2 separate regions of the Mus musculus genome follow, and region 2 is linked to region 1. A link is a loop called in an ENCODE intact Hi-C map of the cell type or tissue named here. Cell type or tissue: left cerebral cortex. All regions are shown on one strand. Each heading gives the region's core, and the rest is flanking DNA. Links, peaks and the distances in the headings are about the cores only. Region 1 overlaps Zbtb20 (zinc finger and BTB domain containing 20). Region 2 overlaps Lsamp (limbic system-associated membrane protein).

Region 1 (9,653 bases), core at 2,501-7,500:
CATACACATATACATGTCTGCAAACATACTTGCATGACTACACACACACACACAGAGGATATTTCACATATTTATTTGAAGCATACAGCAACACTACTAGTAAGAATATGGGTGAAATACATGTGTAAGCATTTCAAACTAAGAATAGACAAGGTAATAATAAAATAATTAAAATAAAAACAACTACCAAAGCATTATCAGACTTATTTACTCTTTATCACAACCAAGATATAGAAATAATATGAACCTTGAAAGAGTAATAAATTCTTTTTCAACAATAGATTATATTAAATGAATTTAAAAGATGTATAAGACAATATCCATTTCAGTAACCTAGAGTTGGAGCTTAAAAGACACTGAACTACTAAAATATCATTGTTGGTTTTTCATCAAGTTAATCAAGAAGTCTTATATAACGCTAAGAAGTAAGAGTCTTCTTTAATGAATACCATCATGAATTCTTATGTGTTCAATACTTAACCATCATGAATTCATAAGCATAACCAAAAATTATTAGTAAAGTTTCCAGACAATCACTTCTATTTCTATGATTGATCATCGATAAACTGATGCGCTATAATTTGCAAATGTGGGATCCACGTCAGTGGCAGTGAAGTCAATCTGCACGTTCCTGCCCCTAGGAATTCAGGTGCTGAACCGATAGACGACAACACTGGAGAGGGAGCTTTAGGACATAATTATGATTAGCTGAGATCATGGTGTCAGTGTCATCAAGAGTGGGAACTGTGCCTTACAAAAGAAATCCCAAAGAGCTAGTTTGTTCACTTCTGGCATGAGAGCAGACAAGAGAATTCAGCAGTCTCCAAAATGGAAGAGGGCCCTCTTTGGAACCTGCCAACGCTAGCTACAGCCTTAGATTTTCAGCCTCCAAAACTGTAACAAATAAATTTTTGTTGCTTGTAAGTGACTCATAGATGGTCGTCTGTTCTATGGACAGGCTATTTTGAATGTCCATTACTAGACATTCAAAATAGCCTGTCCATAGTTTCACAGATGTTATGTACCGTAATCAGCCTCAAATCTACCCTGGGCCACCACAAACAAGTAAAATCATTTTGTAACGTAGGAAGCCATAAAGTTAACATGTAAACAGGCGTCTCTCCATGTTGAAACACATAGCTAGTAGAAAATATGATGGGAGAGAAGACACTTCATAGGACTTTAAGTATATAAAAAGCTAAGTAAATGAGTTAAGAGAAAAACATAAGACTATATAAGAAACTTAATAACAAATGTTTAAATCTCTATGTCAAAGACCATAGAATAGTTAAAAGACACAAAAGTTATTAAATATATGGGAGGAAACTCAGCTTCTGCATAAGAGATGGTACTCCCATAAAGATAATCATTGTGCCTGTGTCAAGTCAGGGACATCTAAAATTACATGAGAATTTTCACAAGGTATTTTTGTTTTTCTTTTATACAAGTTCTTCTGGCTGATTATAGTGTTTATTTGGAATAACAACTGATCAAGAAAACTGAACAAGAAGAGTAATGAGGGAATTGGAGAAGGGAATGAACACCTTAAATATTAAAACATATTATAAAGCCATAGTAATTTACAATTATGAGAAAACAGCACACAACAAACTTAGGACAGAAAACCTAGAAATGTACCTGATTCTATGACAAATTTTACCATAAGATACCATGTAAGCACTAGAAAACAAAACAAAAAACTAAGTCTTTACATAATGAGAAATAGGAAAACTTACTAATTGTACATCTCTGTGATAAGATCCAAAAATTCAACTTATCAGTATTACCAGAACTGTTTTGTGAGATGATCGCCATTCTCAGAATTCAATAGAAAGTAAATCTTAAAACTGTCAGAAAAGCAAAGATGTCACAGTTGTTGGTAGAAGCAATTTTAACACTTCCTCTTCCTATTGTTTTTAAATCCCAAGCAAAAATACTATAATAAAAAAAAAAAAAAACTCCACACCTTCTGTGACTATAACTTAGTTGAAAATCAACTACAGTACATCTCAATTTAGATCCAAACTTTTTCTTAAATTTCAAAACAATGTTTATATTTTTTATTAGGTATTTTCTTCATTTACATTTCCAGTGCTATCCCAAAAGTCCCCCATACCCTACCCCACCCACTCCCCTACCCACCCACTCCCACTTCTTGGCCCTGGCGTTCCCCTATACTGAGGCATATAAAGTTTGCAACGACCAATGGGCCTCTCTTTCCACTGATGGCCGACTAGGCCATCTTCTGATACATATGCAGCTAGAGACACGAGCTCCGGGGTATAGCTCTATCTATAATTTATATTATAAACTATATATGTGATTCCTAAGGTCCACGGGGCAGAGCCCCTTAAATGCATTTATATTAGCTTATCATTAAAAGTAATAATAAATGCAGATGCATTCTAAATCTCTGTTAATACTCATTTTCATACACTATTGTGAAGAAATACCCTAGTGCTTAAGACATCTGGGTTTAAGCCAGTCTATCATCGCTGGCGGCGTAGTATTGGAGTGCATTTTGAGACAGCATCTTTGCTTACCTTGAAATACCATACTTTACAAAAAAAAGCAATAAGCCTCTAACATTTGTAAAGATTATGTTTAGGAAGAAAAACACTGGGCATTTAGTATCTTTTTAAATAAACACTTCGAAAAGAATCATACATATGACTAAAACCAATTATCCCACCACCAAGTGGCAGGAGGGTATCTGTATCTCTGGGTCCTATAGATCCTATAGATGCCATCTATAGAATGGAGAGGTAACAGTCTACAAAACTACATATTGTCCTCACAAGTGGCTTCTGGAAAAGGGTGTATGGTTTGGTTTGGTTTTTGTTTTTATGAGATGTTAAACTGGTAAGGTGGCAAAAGACAACACAGCCTTACTACACAGTGGCACTGCCTTACAAATGAAAACCTGCACTATTCCTTATGATCAGGGTTTCACCCATTTATTTGGTTAATCATTCAAATGGCTAAACAGACCTCTAATTTGAAAATAAAACCAATTGATGCAATCACAAACAAGTTCTAAAATTGCGGTTTATAAAAATTGAAATCTTGTTCTAAGCCAAAACACACACACAGTTACCTTTTCCTAATCAGAGCATTCATTTCTCCTCATTATGATCTCACAAGCACATTAAAATCTTATTAACATTAATTACTTCTGAGCGCCTATGCATGAGCAGTGACAGTCGTGAGCTTGCGCGTGTCTGGATCATATCTACATTTATATACCTTACTGCACTTTGCTTATAAAACATGTGAAAATATTTCTGCTAACACCAATTAGCTAATTCCTCCCTCCCTCTCTCTCTCTCTCTCTCTCTCTCTCTCTCTCTCTCTCTCTCTCTCTCTCTCTCACACACACACACACACACACACACACACACACACACACACAAGGGGGGGGGGAGAACTGCTGTTTCACTGAACAGCCTATCAGGGATCAGCAAACATATGGACAAACGGACAAGGAAGAAATAGAAACACCTTGGATGTGAGAACTAAAATTCATCATATTTGGGCTTAATTCTTGAGGTAAAGTCAAACTCAGAGAACAAAACAACGAAAGGAAATAAAATCACATAAACTGATAAAGCTACAGAAACTAATAGTTTCTCGGCCCAGAAACTATTGAGTGGGATGGGGATGGCAATAAAGCAAAAGTTAGAAGAAAAAAGCAACAGACTTGGGAGCCAGAGGTAACCATTCCGTACATGTGCCCATATGGACATGCACCTCACACATCTGCCCATGTAAACAAACTTATCATTTGAACAAAACAACAGAGATTCTGCCTATAAAATATGAACAAAAACCTACTATACCTTAGGCTCAAAAAGTCATCACAAGCAAATAAAATTTTTATGTAATACAAATGACCTGTGATCCTATGTATATGATAAACACTATTTACAAGAGCCACCCAACTCTACCCGAGAACCTCAATCAAATGCAGAAAGCTGGGCCACTACAGACATCAAACAACAAAGAACCATTTTGCTTAGCACTGTCTTCTCAGCATCCAAATATGTTATCATCTACACATACACTCCATCCACTACTGCCCTCCTCTTCCTCCATCCTGTGTCATCAGGAAGAGTCACTAGGACTGCATCTCTGATTATCACAACTACATCTACATTTCTGTGTTTGCCCCATCTGCCTATCTTCTCTCTCTTCTCCTCACAGCCTATACTTCATTAGTGAATCCAAAGTCCACTCAAAGACCATTTATCTAGAGCTACATTTTCTAACCTGAGTGTCAGTACCATTTTTAACTCCTTGATGCTGCTGACAACTATTATCCCAAATCCTGCATTGCTTTCACAAAGGAAATATTTCAGAATTCCTTATATAACATGTAAAGCATCAGCAAAAAGAGTTCATTTTTAGTTCAGAATAAAATTTTGAGTGAGAAAAATTCTGTCTGCTTTGGTCACAATACTTATTATTTGTTGAAATAAGAAAACAATAAAGCTTAATTTTAAGAATTTTAACCATTGATTATAGGTATTAAATTGAGAACATCTGACTAAGAATGAAACAGAGAAAGGGAGAGATCATAAGACAGTCAACCACCTAGCACAATTAATGCTCAAGTTGATTTCAGCAGTTATAGTTTAATTCTGTAATTCCAATTTTCTACCTATTGTTCAGCAGTCTCATAGCCTAGCATGAATAAACACCCTATAGCAGCACATGTGTACCCACTCCAGATGTGCTATGTCAGAAATATCTAAGTACTGTTCTTGCCCAGTATAATGCACATTAGCAAAGAAATGGAAAGGAACAGATATCTTGCTCCTTATAAAGTAGTATTTAAAATGTATATTAGTATCAATGTAGAGTTGAAATTTTTATAAAGAGCATGCTAAATTTTATTAAAGTTGAGTTATTCAACATGCTTATAACTGAAAAAAAAAAAAAGCAGTGACCATTCTCTGGGAAATCTAAAACATACCAATAAAAAGACTGTTAACCAGTGAAGTGTTTAAGTATTCAGTATAAATTCAATAATAGTAAAGTAAAAGCAAGTGCAATAAAATAATATTGAAAATGAACAAAAGTTATTTCAAGTGAATGCCAATATCATATCTAAAGGTTGAAATCAGCACCCTTATGAAGTTTATATGAGTTTCATACAGGCAACAGCATCTGTCACAGTGCTACTAACTACCTGCACAGATTCAAATTTAGCCAGATTTATAAGGCAGCACCAAGAGCTCCCAAACAACAAATAAATAAACCTACAGAACCAACATTCAAAAGTCTGAAAATATTATAAAAAAATTAATGGTTGTCATTATTACACAATAGTACTTTATATTTCAAAAGCATTTATATTTAACGAATGATTAAACATTAGTTTATAAGTCATCAATAGCCAAGTAAAATAAGGAACTTAAAAAAAAAGTATTAGCCAAGTGAATCACAGAAGAAATATCTTATGAGAAATATCTAAGTTTATAGACTACTAACAAAGAAACTTATTTAAAAATCAATTTATATTAGCACTTTTTGGGAACATCTTGCATCACCCCCTTAAAGATCACAGGGAAAAGAGGCAGCACAGAAATAATGTTGAATTATCAGCTATCAAAAGTACCATGGTTAAATTTTCAGTTCACTATTTTACTCAGAGCTTCCCGGCAACCCACTGACATATGACCAAGACCGACTAGCAGAAAGTGACAAAAAAAAAAATGTTGAGGCTTCGAACCCACCTTCCCTCTCATACAGGCCACATCACAAACTAGAGATTAGGTGGCCAAATTTTAACATCAAAGGTGCACTTGGCATTTGAACCAGACCTAAGAATAAAAACCATGGTCTTTATTGTCCAATAAAGCTAATAAGCTGAGGCTTACTTAACTCTTTCCTGGCTTTTTGGATCTTCTCAAGGATTACTGAAATTGGAGGCTACATATGAAAGGACAGTTCATCATTTCCAAACAAACGATCCTCATCCAGATTGCCCTCCAATCCGTGAAATCTGAGATGCCTCAGGATTCTTCTTTGTGAAAGCCTTACAAATATATCCAAAGATGGTGAGTCCCATATGGCTCTGATAAATGAAACCCGTTATTGTGAATTTCAGGCTCTTCTTTACAACAAAACACTATTGGGTGAATTTGGTGCTCATGAAATAAAGCACTAATTGCGTGGCCTAACAACACTGAATCCTCTGCCTAGCAGACATTTCAAGTTGTGCCAAATTGGTTTTGGGATGTGAACACATATCCTGGAGCCAGACTAGCTCACATGCACTCACTACTCCCTGGAAGGAAGTTGGGCACTCTTGGAAACTACATTAACTCTTTCAGGACACCCGGGAACCTGACTATCATGAAGAGAAAGGCCCTTTCAAGACAAAAACAAGTCGTTCTGCACAATGTGAAGCCCCAGTAAGAGAGGTAAAAACAGCAAAATCTGACTGAGGCTTAAGTATCCACATTACGTATTAGACAGCATCTGGACCCCAATAGATGCTTTCTCAAATGTATCTTGAAAGTGCTATTCCTTTTCTCCTATGTATGCATAATTTCTAAGACATTAATAAGAGTTGTGTGCACTCCTGAGACAAGAATTCATTTTAAGCTTAATATGCCACATTTGCCTCAGGCCAAGCGATAAGAAACTTTTGTTTCTTTGGTAACCACTTTCACCTTATTATAACAAGAAACTCCTTTAGTGTTTTTAGCCACATGAAATGTAATTTCCAAACAAGAATCTTTTTCTATGGTCTTTGTATCCTGGCTCACAGAGATGCCCACAAACCTGGAGCTGCATATTTAAATGGCAATTAACCAAATCTCTCCCTCTCATGCAAATCTATGTTCATAATTTTAAAAACAGGATAAGGAAAATTTTGAACTGCTACCTCTTTTTTTATGTCCTAAATAACTTGTTGGGGATCAGTACTTATTTTTCTAGAGAATTTTAACTAAATAATTAATTTGTAGTAGATAAGAGCATATTTATCTGTCCCCAAGAATATCCAAACTGCACCACCTATAATTTTAGAGTTTGTAGGCTAAGGCTACTGTCTCCTTAAGGCGGTCAACTTCATCTTTTATTTTGAAAACTTGATAAAGATGAAGTCTAGATGAGAACTGTGGGAAATACGTAGAATCCTTGGAAGATGTCATTTAGTTACTTTAGCTCCTTCTGGCTTAAGCATTCTCCATTTCTTACAGAACCACACTTAACTTCCTGCCAATTGGTGTGAATTTAAATGGGAGGTGAGAAGCCTGTGCTCCGCTTCTAACAAAGCCGCAGGCCCTCACCACTGGCCTCCTCAGGCCACTGAGACTGACTGACTCCATAGCTGAGATATGAAAACACAAACTTGTCAGCAGGCCCTACCTATAAGGAAACTAGGTGCTATTGGCAAATAGGACACATTTGTGAATCAAATGTATGGCTGTTTTTGAACTCAATTAATTTCAATTCTTAGAATAGAATCCAAGGCTCTGATGGCTGTGGGTATGTCAATATGAGAACCATCTACCTGATCTGCATTCATGTTTGGTAACAACTCAAACATTCACTAACCAAAGTTTAGAGGACTGGAAACTCTACTGCAGTGTGTGCAAACCATGTTGAATATGATGACATTCCCTCTGAGTTCTTCTATGCAGTTACTGGGTTAGCTTCCGGTGACCAAGTCAAACTCAGGTTGTGGTTTCAGTTGGCACAGAGAAACCAGTAAGGCGGCATTATAAGGAAAAGTGAAGCTACTGCCCACACACTGCACCATCCACAGATTTTCTATTTACTGTAACAGTGAGAAGCTGACTAATAGATATGACCTCAACAGGTAAGATGGGAACCAAGGTGAAATTTTCCCACAAGGCTCAAGCAGAGGAGATATCTAAGGAAGTTATAAACCTTTCAAAGACTAAAGTTCTAATTAATGTATCTACTCTAATTCCATGTAATATGATTATGAAGCTGTTTTTAAAACCTTGTATGTTCACTACAATTTCCATATTTAGAGCTCTGCCATGAGCACAATCTCTACTTATTCGACACCATGTCTATTTCTAACCCCATGATTGTTACATATATGGTCTGAATAAAAGATACACATGCTTAAAAGGATGCACACTGGCCTTACAGATCAGCTTGTTCTAAACATCCTTCATGCTCAAAATTTACCTGACAGTCTACCTAAGCCTGAAACTATCACGAAAATAATTTTCAGATATTACAGCAACAGCAAGAAAAGAGGAGGGAGGAAACAGGCTGCAGAGATGTTAGAGTTTCTTCATCAATAGAGGCACCAAGCCAGGCAATGTTCTCACTGAAGAAATAGCTCCAGTACAAGTCTCAACCCTGAAAACACATGTGTAGCTGTAACTAGTCATTTTACCCATGCAGGCTTCTCCTTCCTAACCTGCAAAGCAAGGCTAACCAGTTGCTTCCCATATGCCTATACTGGCTAGATGTTTTCACGTTTTACTCCGAGCCAAAACCTCATCTACATAATACCAGTCACACCTTCCCCTCCCCATTGAGTTTTCTGACTTTCTGTGTTTGCAAAGACATAAAATTAGCTGTCAAAATTGAACATGCCCAGTAGCCAGGACACACGCTGGCCTCAAGATCGGGAAGGAGTGAGTTATGTCAAAGTGCTTATTTGGCCCCAACAGGGTCACTGTTGGTATACTACCTCCCACTACTAGCTCCTGTGGAATTTTCCTCAGAAAAATGGAGAACTGTTTTAAGATAGACATGCCCTTTAAGCTGGTCTCAAATCAAAATAAATTTAGGATATTCAAAGAGCCTACAGAATTTTCCCTGTGGAGCTTAAATAAATTACTGACAAAATTTTCCATTTCATACTCCCTTACTAAATTTGACTTTCTACAAAATCATGTTTTAATTTCTATATTTGAAAAAAGAGTAGGTAAACTTCTTAATTTTAAGATCTACCCTTCATTCTTCCCAAGATGACCACCTAAAAGAGTGTAATTTGGGAAAAGGTCACTCTTAGAATTTCAAATGTAATCCAAATCCCCAAAATTGAAGTTCTTCTAAAGAAAGGATTACATTCTCCTGTTACTACATCTGGATACATACATACATACATACATACATACATACATGTTTAATATATGAATTAAGTTGTCATCAAAACTTTCCCAAACTATATATGTATCTTGATTTATAAGATCATGGTTATTTTCAAACATAGATGACACAGACCATAGTTTCTTTACACTGTGACTACTCGACATGCATTAGAAATAAACTTATATCCTACAAAGCTTATTAGCACTTTGTGACTTGTGGTTAACAAATGTGACACCTTTTGATTCTGGGGTATACTATGATTGTAAAGAGTACACTTAAAGTCACTGATAATATAGTAAGAGAACTAACTTTGCTATCAATGTTAGACTGAATCCGTATTTAACCTAAGCTCTGCCCCTTACTAAATATGCAATCATGTATGAGTCACTTAACCATTACAAGCCTAGTTTTCTTCTCTTGTAGGAAATACCTCATAATCCCATAAGTAAAGCTACTTAAGAATTCAATGACTATAGTTAGAAGAACTATGTAGGCTCCTTTTGATTGTTGGTATTTTATTTCTACCTCCATCCAGAAATCATTTTCAATGGAAAAGTAAG
Region 2 (9,653 bases), core at 2,963-7,962, 740 kb after region 1:
TTTCTTCTAATATTTTCTTCATTCTTGAATTTCTAGTTAGAGTTACTTCTGATACTTGTGCATCCTTGGGGAATTGTCTTCTTTGGGTAGACAGAAACTCGGAGGTTTTCTTTGTTTTTGTTTTGGGAAATAGGCAAAAGTTCTTTATTGCCAGAAAGAAGCCAGAAGCTTTTTGGTGTGAGTAGCAAGCAAAAGTAAGGAGGGAAACCCAGAATAATACAAAATAAAGAGAGAATAGTTAAAGTTTTTCTTTGCCTTAGAGAAAATAAATTAACAAATGTCATGATTTTGGAAACTTAAGAACTAGTCAGCCCTCTGGAGATATGTTGGATCTGAGAAAGTTGCTTACTTGAGGCAACATCTCCCAGTACATGTTCCATGATACAATTCCTGGCTCTCAGACCTTCATCAATTTGGTATCCTTTTATCAGAACAAAGCTTTGACTAGTTTAAGGGAAAAAGAAAATAATTTAAGAGGCAAAGTGGAGAGACAGCTTTGGATTCTTCATATTGATGGATTATGGCTCTCTGTGTTTTCCATGTGTTCTGTAGGAGAGGGAAGGATTGATCTTTTGTTTCGTAGCTGTGGTTTCAGGAATCTCCTACAGTGATAACCTGACAGGCTGATAAAAAACAAGTTTCACAGGTACCAACTTTGTGGGAGGAACTGAACAATATTTGATGGTACTTTGACAATTGTTAAGCTCAAACTATAGACTTAGCATCAGTCTAAGAGGATCATAAGAGTGGAAGATCAGGCCCTTCCTCAGGAGTTGAGGTTCACAGACTCTCTTAACCCACAGTTCTCACACTCTGTGTTAAACTTGTTTTTAAACAGGTGCATGTAAAGGCAGCGGTATCACAGAATTTCCTTTGAACCTATAGTGATCACAAATATTCAAGGGGGTGCTTGCTTTCAAACCCCGATGATTCTGTGGATTAAAGGAATAAAACCTCAGATCATCTGAGAAAATTTAAAGGCTCCAAATGATTTTTGCAAAAGTGGCTAGTGCAAAGTTAATAATGATAATAATAATAATAATAATAATAATAATAATAATAATAATAATAAAGGTTGACTGGACCCTGTTGTCAGGTCCTGGGGTCTTTAGGGTCTTTCAAGTGACAGGCAGTTGTTCTTTTCCTCATTACTGATGTTGGACCCTTTTGGAGCACACCTGATGGTTTATTTTAATGAGCATCTGGAGGATGGCCATGCTAGAATTAGGCCAGTATCATTGTGGGTTGCAGTAACAGCCTGACCTCTAGACCATAGAAAGTTGGAGGCTGCATTCCAGCATGTGTCCAGAGAGCAGTCTCCCATACATATGTAATGGATTCTTAGAAGGAGCAAAACACTTAATACATTTTGGACACCCAAACTCAGTTGACTTTCACTGGTGGAGAATATGTCCGTGTGTGAGGAGAGGAATGGTGCCTCACACCGTGGGCAGGGTCAACGTACCTTCATCTGCAGGATTCCGCAGATCTTCCTTTTGACTGGTTCTGTGTGTGCTCTTCTGCAATAATAAAATCCCGAGCTAAGGCTTTCCCGAGTCCTTCTAGTCATTCTTGCATACTACTGAGCCTGGAGAGTCAGCCAGAACCACTCATCCCCCAGTGCGATGCAGTCAGCTGATCACAACTAAAGGTCATCATTTCCCCCCAAACTTCGAGCTGGTGTGTGAAACAAGGCATCCTTGTTTGAGTACTGAATCTTTAACCCTGAGTTTGATAAACTCAATATAGAGGACATTTTATGATTTTTTTTTTAAAAATGAAATTTAAATATGTAGAGACTGCATCTCTCTGCTGCCTTCTTGAACCAGAAGGCAGAAGGACAAGTTTTTGTTTTTGTTTTTTCCTGAGATCCTTTTCGTTTTGTGGGAGCTGAGCATTTAAGAGCTTACTCCTTCATTGCCCCATGAAGGAGCAAAGTTAGGATCCATTCTCACCTGATTGAACTCCGAAAAACAAACTACGGACTCTCTCGGTCATTTCAATAAACAATTAGCCAGCCTAGGTTTTATTCAACTGTAAACTGCCTAGTTCTTCTTTTTCCCTTGCTAGCTTCTGTTTGACCCAAGGCAATGCTATAAGGATGCTGGGAAGATGCTGTGACTATCACTTGAATTGAGGATGGAGAGCACACTGTATTTTCATAAGTAGAAACAATAGATGACTTTGGAAGGTCACTTGGGGGTCTCATTCAAGCTAACCCTGAAAGAGAACTCTAGACATGGAGACTTTAATGAAAGGACAAGATGCCCTCTTGAGGTCACAGCCCAAAGACTAACCCCAGTTCTCACTCAGGAGCTGTTTGACCCCTCCCTCCTCTGCCGCTTCCCTCTGGGTAATCTACTCATATTTTTCTCATTATCCCTAAAGGAAGACAGAGGAAAACAAAATATCAGGGGTCTCTCCCTCTTCTCTTAAGGGAAGACAATTATGGTAAATAGTGCATTCATTTCTGCAGAGGAAGCACTGTTAGAAAGCCTTGCTTGCAGCGATTTTCCAGTATTTTGTCTACCTCTCCCATGTTTGGTGTTTGCTATCATTGGCTCTGGTTCCCAAGCCATTCACCAGAGCCTTCGAGAAACAGGGCAGCCAACCGCAAGATCATGTGGATTCAGGTCAACCAAGACACATCTCCTTTTCACGTTTATTTCATTTTGTTTTAAGATCACAGAAGAGCAGAGCATTCATACGTGTAAAGTAACAGAAGAGAGAACCAGAATTTAAATACATTTAAAAAGAAAAAAAAAAGCTTTTCTTTAATTTTAATTTTTTTTTACACACATTGCGCTTTTTTACTTTCCTTCACAGAGCTAGTATTCAGGGAAAAAATATCCACCCAATAAACAAAAATAAAGTAACTTGAGCGACAAATCAACTGAACCAGAAAATGGCCATGTTTTTATATCGTCAAGGGAAGATCAGTTCATGTCTACAGGGCTGGAAAAAAGGAATATATTTTATATATATATTTATATGCATATAACACTGTTAATGAGGAGACGTCTAACCAAGAACAGGATTTATACAACCTCCAGGAGAGCAAATGGAAAGGGAGGGTGAAGCAGGGCTGGGGAGAAGTGGGAGGTATCCTTCCCTCCCCTTTTTATTTCCTCCCTTTAGCCCCCCCCCCCCCCCCCCAGCAAATACTTATGGAGCAGAACGTGGCCGAAGTTCACCAGGATGAACCGTGTTCATGCTCAGGTGAAGAGCAAAGACTTAGGTAAGGGAGTTCAAAAGAGGCTCCTGACGGGTGGCGAGGGTTGCTGTGGTACGCCAGGAAGCTAGCTCCGTGGATTTTCTTCAATTGCAAGAAGCAGATTTTTACCGTGCCTAGATATTACACAGGGGGGGTTGTGTTGGGAAGAATGTAGCTGTCGGGTGGACTCACGAGCACCATCCAAAAAGCTGTGCCTAGGAAGGATCGATGGGACTGGGGAGGTGTTGGGTGGGCGGGTCTCTCTCCCCTTACAGAGTGTCCAGAGTACCGTAAACCCACTGCGCATCCTCATATAAACAGTGATACCTAACGCCGGAGGTGGTGATGAGTGAACTCTGCTCCTCGGTGTCCAGGAGAGCCCTATTCTTTGTGCTCTTTGGGAAGATTCATGAAAAAAAGGTGACCGGACAAGGTGTTGAGCTGAATGGTGAAGACAGAGTGGGACTCACAAGTGGACCTGCGCTGAGTCGGCTCAGGATGTGGCCCAACAGAACAATCCCTCCGTTACTGCTCCGGAAACTTAACTTTCACATTTGGTTTTAGCTTTTACATCTCTCACTCTCTTTTAACCCTGCCTCCCAGATAGGCTTTTTTGTCCTGTTTCACTCATGGCTGCTTTAAACTATACCAATTCAAGCTGTTAAAAAAAATAAAAAAATAAAAAGAGGCCCCTCTGTAACCACTTGGTCAATCTCACAGTCTATTTATTAGTCAAGTCTCAAGAAACGTCTGTAAGAAACCCCTTCTCTTGCCTGTTTTTCACAAAACAGCCTTTTTTGAACTTGCTTGGGACCAGCTGACAACGCCCAGTGACACACATTTACCATAATGAAGCACTTGGCCAAGGATAAGAGAAAGCTGATATTTCCTCTCACATGTGCAACTTCCTCATTTGTTACGTACATAATGCCCGATCTGGCCATTTTCCTACCCATGAAAGGCTATTAGGCTACAGTTCAACTGTTACATTTCCCAATATTACGAACAAGGCAGCCACCTCAGCTATTTTGGTGCCCTCGCTTTAATATGAAAATGCCTTTCCTCTGTATCTCTAAGAAATTTTCTCAGAAAAGAGATACAGAACTGGTCCAGAGCCCCTGTGGTTCTAGAAGGTGCTATGTTGTGGAGACAGAGGGGGGTGGGTTTAGAGAAAACCAGAGACCAGCAAATAGCTCTTCGTGGGTGGCAGCATTTAATGAATTTTAATTCATAGTCAGAATCAGAAGGTTTAGAGGTGGGAGAGACCATGAAGTGTCCTTTGAATTCTTGACTTTCCAGATGAGAAAACTAAAAACTCAGGAACTGGAATTAACTTGCCTGTGTCAGCATCTCACAGCTTTTTGTGTGGCGAGACCCAAAGCAACAGCCCCATTTTCTTGGCTCCAATCCTGATACACCTTTCATGTTACAGATGCCCTTTGTCCTTGGTAGATGAATGTAAGCCTCAGTGTGAAATCTCTTCCTACAATAGTCTGGTATGACATTCATATCATCTCTCTTGATGAGTCTGTCAGTCGTTCTGATTAAATAAAGTAAAGGTCTATGGGACACTGTTAAATCAGCAGATACACCTGGGAGTGACATTTTCATTCAAATGACTTTGTACCTTACTTTTAATCCATTGGCCTGTAGATCCACAAGGCTGCCAGGGATAATGATGATAATAATAATAATGATGATGATAATAATGATACAGGGAGATTCAGCAAAATATTTCTCAAGGATATAACATATTTCAAATTAGGATGACAAAGATATTTGCTGAGTCTGGTTAAGTGTAAAACAGTCCAAAAAATGGGGAGTGTGTAATAATCTGTTCATGTAAGTACTGGTGAATCTGTTGGAGCGATTTAAATAAAGACACAATATAATATGTATTAGCTGGCAAGAAACCAGTAACCCAGGCCCAGGAGTCCCTGCTATCCTAGTCCTCTTTCTTTCCGTTTGCCTAGGGTTGGTTGGGTCAGGCTGGAGAATCTCCACTGAGGGAGAAGGAGCAAAGAAAGCCAGCTGACCTTGGCTAGAAGAGCGTCTAAGTGTTCTGAGTGTCTGCTTCCTTTGGCTAAGGCAACACATTTGTAACCATGTCAGGCTTGCTTCTAAGTCCACTGACCTACAAAGAGCTTTGGGTTTTGTTCTTCTTATTTTGACTTCTTTTTCTTTAAGATTTATAGGTTTAGCTGAACTTGGGCTCTGCATGAAAAATGAAGTTTACATAGTTTATATTATGTACATAAACTAGTGATTTACATTGATTTACACATGATTGGTGCCTAATTTATTAATCAGCACAGTATGCAAATGCGCTGACGAGAAATCAGGATTTTAAAAATAAGTTTTCTACAATATCCATAAACATTCCACTGGCGTGAATGCTAAATCTAAACCTAAGCTTAACGCCAGCCACCTCACCAAGAAGAATGTGCTATACACTGGGAGCAAAACCAAATTCCTTCTTGAGGTTCACTTGGTGACATTTGAGCAGCAGAGCTAAATGCAAACGAGGGGGGTTTACGTTCCTCCCCACCGGTGTGCACGTAAATGCGAACTTCATTTTACATTTAGTGAGATGTTTACAGATATGATGTCAACCATAATGGGGAATTTACATCACTTGGGCAGACTAAGTCTCTGGAGGAGAAACATTTTTAATAACTTAAGCACGAAAGATTTCCTAAAGTAGGTTTGTGTTTCTTAACTTGGGGTCTATCTCACATTTTTTTCTGGTGTGTTTGTCTTCAGAGTTTTAATAGCTTTTTAGGTCAAATGTAACACTGCTCTTACATTGTTATACAAACTGGCAGTTTACAGGGGAACCAAGACTAAATCTAGGCTGAGAATCTGTGAGAATAAAGAAAAACATGAGGACATGGTTAATCCTATAGCAGGTGGTCTCTTAAGCAAATTTCCTTTAAACAAAAAGTAACAAAGTGGGCAGAAAGGCATCCACATTTTTCTAAATGAAGCCTAGCACTTTTTAAAAAAATAAACCAAATTCATTATCTCTCTTCCTTTTAAGTTTAAACCATCATTCTAAAGTTTTCCTACAATACATACATTGTTGTAAATATATCATTTGTAACGATAAGATCTAAAACAATACATACACACACATATAATTTTTTTTCACAAAGAACCCAAAGCCTGTAAAGAACAAAATTAAAACTTTAGGAAGACTAGCCAATAAAAGATGTCACATGGTAGTCATCTCAGAGAGGACCCTGTGACTGTGGGCTGAGAAGAAAGGACTTAAAAAGCAGTTTCACGCTGAGGAATTTAGTTTCTGTAGGCAGAGGAGGTAAAGTCCATCTTTGGAGGAGAAACATACTTTTGTTTCGGTCCTCCAAGAACGTAAAAAATCACGAGTATTGTTATAAGGTCTCTTTGAATAGCCTCAGTTGTCTAATGAATTTAACAAACAAACAACAAAAAAGTTCATGGTAAGGGGAAAAATATTTGTCTGTCTTGGAAGAGAACACAAGAGCTAAGGGGAAATCCTTCCAGACAGAAAACGCATCTACTTTTCCATAAGTTGTCATTGTTTTGGGAGAAAGTGATTTTAAGTGTCACAAGAAAAATGTGCCTCTCACGAGGCAAAGTTGTTTTGATCACCAACTGCAAGGAGAACAGACAGTTCTGCAGTTGTAGAATCCAGGAAAGCTATCCTTCTTTGGGGCCTGCCCTAGGTCAAGGTAATTTCTACTTTTTAAACTGAAAGCTGAGGCTAAAGTTTTGTCTTATGAATGGCATAACTTTCACTTTGTATGCAAAGGATATGGAATCCGTGAGTGTTCCTGGTTTATGGATGCAACCCCTTCACTCCATGCTACCTATTTGTTCCAATCACTTGTTTGTATTCAGTACTTTGATTACCAACAAGTGAGATCAGTGGATGGATTTTTCTGTCAATTGTATGACATCTTGGTGTAGGCCATCTGGCCTGATAGTGATTCTAATCTTGCTCCAAAGAACAGTTTCTCAGTTCTGCATGTGACGTAGCAACATTCTAAAACCTATGCGGCCTACGATGAGACTTAGGTTTTCTCCATAGAGGAGAGACATTCTTAAAAAGAATCTCAGATCTTGCTGGAGTTATGGGCAAACACCGCATTGTAAAAGAATCGTTAGCTGTTCGCTCTATGGGCCATTATAATAAAACAAAAAGAATATATGGTATTGGAATGACCAGGAATTCTTTCCAAAGGAGATATTCCTCTGACAAAACCCCAGAGCTTGTCCTTATAATAGGATGGGGACCCTGAAGGCCAGGTGCATTATCAAAGCTTATGATATGTCACAGGTATCCATTTTTGGAAACTAATACTAAATGATGCGGAATTAACTCACATTTCCTTATTCCCACTATCTAGGCCAGCATGTACTCTTCTAAGACTTTACTTAAGGATGTGGAGGGCTCTGAACATGGCAAACACATATCCTTCAGTTGTAGTACAAGAGGACTAAACTTCTAGAGAATCCTTGATTGCCAATGTATCATATTGGAATATGGCACCCCTTCCCTATGTATTACTAGCTACCCTCTTGGATAGGAATCCCCATCCTATCTCTTGATCATCCATAAATACTTTTCTGCATCCTGAACCCTGTCTGTCCTCTGGATCATGTCAAAACTGCAAACCATGAAGCTAGGATGTGACAGATTTATAAAGTGATGTAATTGCTAGAAGAAATATAAAATTCTGCTCAAATTCCTTTTTTCTTCCCTCCCCCCTTTCCTCCTCTACCCCTTCCTCCCTCCTTCCTTCCCTTCTTCTTTCCTCCCTCCTTCCTTTTCTTCCTATTCTTCCCTCTTTCCCTTCATTTTGTATCATGTGACAGCCATTTCAAAGGTTAGAAAACTTGATGTGCCATGGCTCTGTAAGGTAACATCACATTATGACCTCAGCAATAACCCTTCATCCTTTCTCAAGGTGAATCACTTTGGATGCTTCTATACAGTTTTAAGGGAAAGTAGCCACTGGTTTTCTAGCAAAGATAACCCACCACATGCAGAGAGGCAGCCTTCCTGTAAGATGTCCCCTAGGCCAACTCTGTTGGCGATGTGATGATGTCGGGCTTTGGAATGCTCATACTGCTGCTTGGACTCATCCCACATTGCTCAGACCTTCCTTATGGTTAAGCAAATAGCTCAGCTTTCAGTGTTAGTGTGAAGAGGACTCTCACAGAGATAAGTCTAAACAGAGTAGGGAAGGTGAGTGCAATCAGTGCCCCAGTGGCCTGGCTTGGGGTATTGACTGGCCTCTATGGGCAATGGTGCCACGCGCATCAGCAGTGGGGCTGGAAGCCCATAAAGCGTTGGCCTTGAACTCAAGGATAAGAATCCATAAAGGAGAACAAAGCCTGGATTTCCTAATTTGTGATGACCAATACTTTGCATTAGAAGTTTAGCAGCCTCTACAGAAGACTCGGGTCTATTTTATGTCTCATTCACAATATTTTATTGGACCAACAATCTCCAATTAAGGGCATTATGGAGCAAATGCAGTGTTACTTGAAGATTAGTGAAGGGACAAAGCAGGTCTGCTTAGGGTCACCTTGGGCTCCTCTTCCCTTGGTGGGGGAGGGGCCACCATTCAGATACCCACTTGTCTCTGGAGATTTGCTCAATACACACGGCTCCTTTTTGCAGTGGGGCTCAGCCTTTATAAAGCTATGAAACTGATGGATTCTCCAGGCTTGCACACTGAGAGTGAAATCAGCGACCATCTTCCTCCCCTAGGTGATATTATGCAGGCCACGGGTCTGTTCCCTGTCTGCTCACCCCATTGATAGTAGGCACTTTCATGTACAGTGATATTCTGAGTGACTCCCAGCTGGGTTCTGAAAATGAGACCAGGAGGGGTATGGGGTCCTGCCCTCGAAAGGAGCACAGCTTGGTTTTGAATGCACACGGATATCATGTGACGGCCATGAAAGGGGGAGGAATTCTGCTCCTGGCCTCCCACCCAGCCCGTCCCCCCCAGCAACTCGTGACAGCCGCACCTCACAACTACAGTGCAGGACAGTATCTACAGCACAATGGGTCTATGTACACATGGACCATTCCCCTGGCATGCTTTAGAGAAAGACACATACACGCTCGCACACATGTACATCTACGTGAGAGCGAGAGACTTGAGCACACGCACGCGCACAGTGGAGAAGATGAAAATGGTACTTCCTAAAGTTTGCGGCGTGACTCGTGTTCTGGGTTGCTGGGGCAAAAGGGAGGTGGGGGTAGAGAAAAGGGGAATATTTGGAATGGGTGAGCTGAGGGGATAGAACACACTGGATGGGGAAAAGGTATGTTCTTAAAAGCTAAGAGAGATGATCCAGGCAGGGGAGCCTGAGAAAGGCTCAACACAGGTTTCCGTTGATAGTCCAAAATGGCGACACATCAGCTCAAATGAAAAACAGA

What was found. Peaks named below come from ENCODE experiments on the same cell type or tissue, not always from the same donor. Only the 100,000 strongest peaks of a DNase experiment are listed, where the experiment ranks them.
Region 2: a loop joins it to region 1, with 6 times the contacts of the local background. A loop is called at or near these places in 15 of 42 quality-filtered maps.

The regions. Positions count from the first base shown.
Region 1 is chr16:42,918,221-42,927,873 of GRCm38, reverse strand. The region is part of intron 1 of Zbtb20 (zinc finger and BTB domain containing 20); the gene reads right to left. Among named protein-coding and RNA genes, the nearest start is that of Gm19522, 11 kb to the right of the region's middle. In left cerebral cortex, for the core only: no CTCF peak of the experiment used is centred there; no DNase peak of the experiment used is centred there.
Region 2 is chr16:42,174,675-42,184,327 of GRCm38, reverse strand. Lsamp (limbic system-associated membrane protein) reads right to left here. Exons shown (of 7, transcript NM_001347236.1): 7 at 2,649-9,653. Among named protein-coding and RNA genes, the nearest start is that of Mir6540, 120 kb to the left of the region's middle. In left cerebral cortex, for the core only: no CTCF peak of the experiment used is centred there; a DNase peak (open chromatin) is centred at 5,231.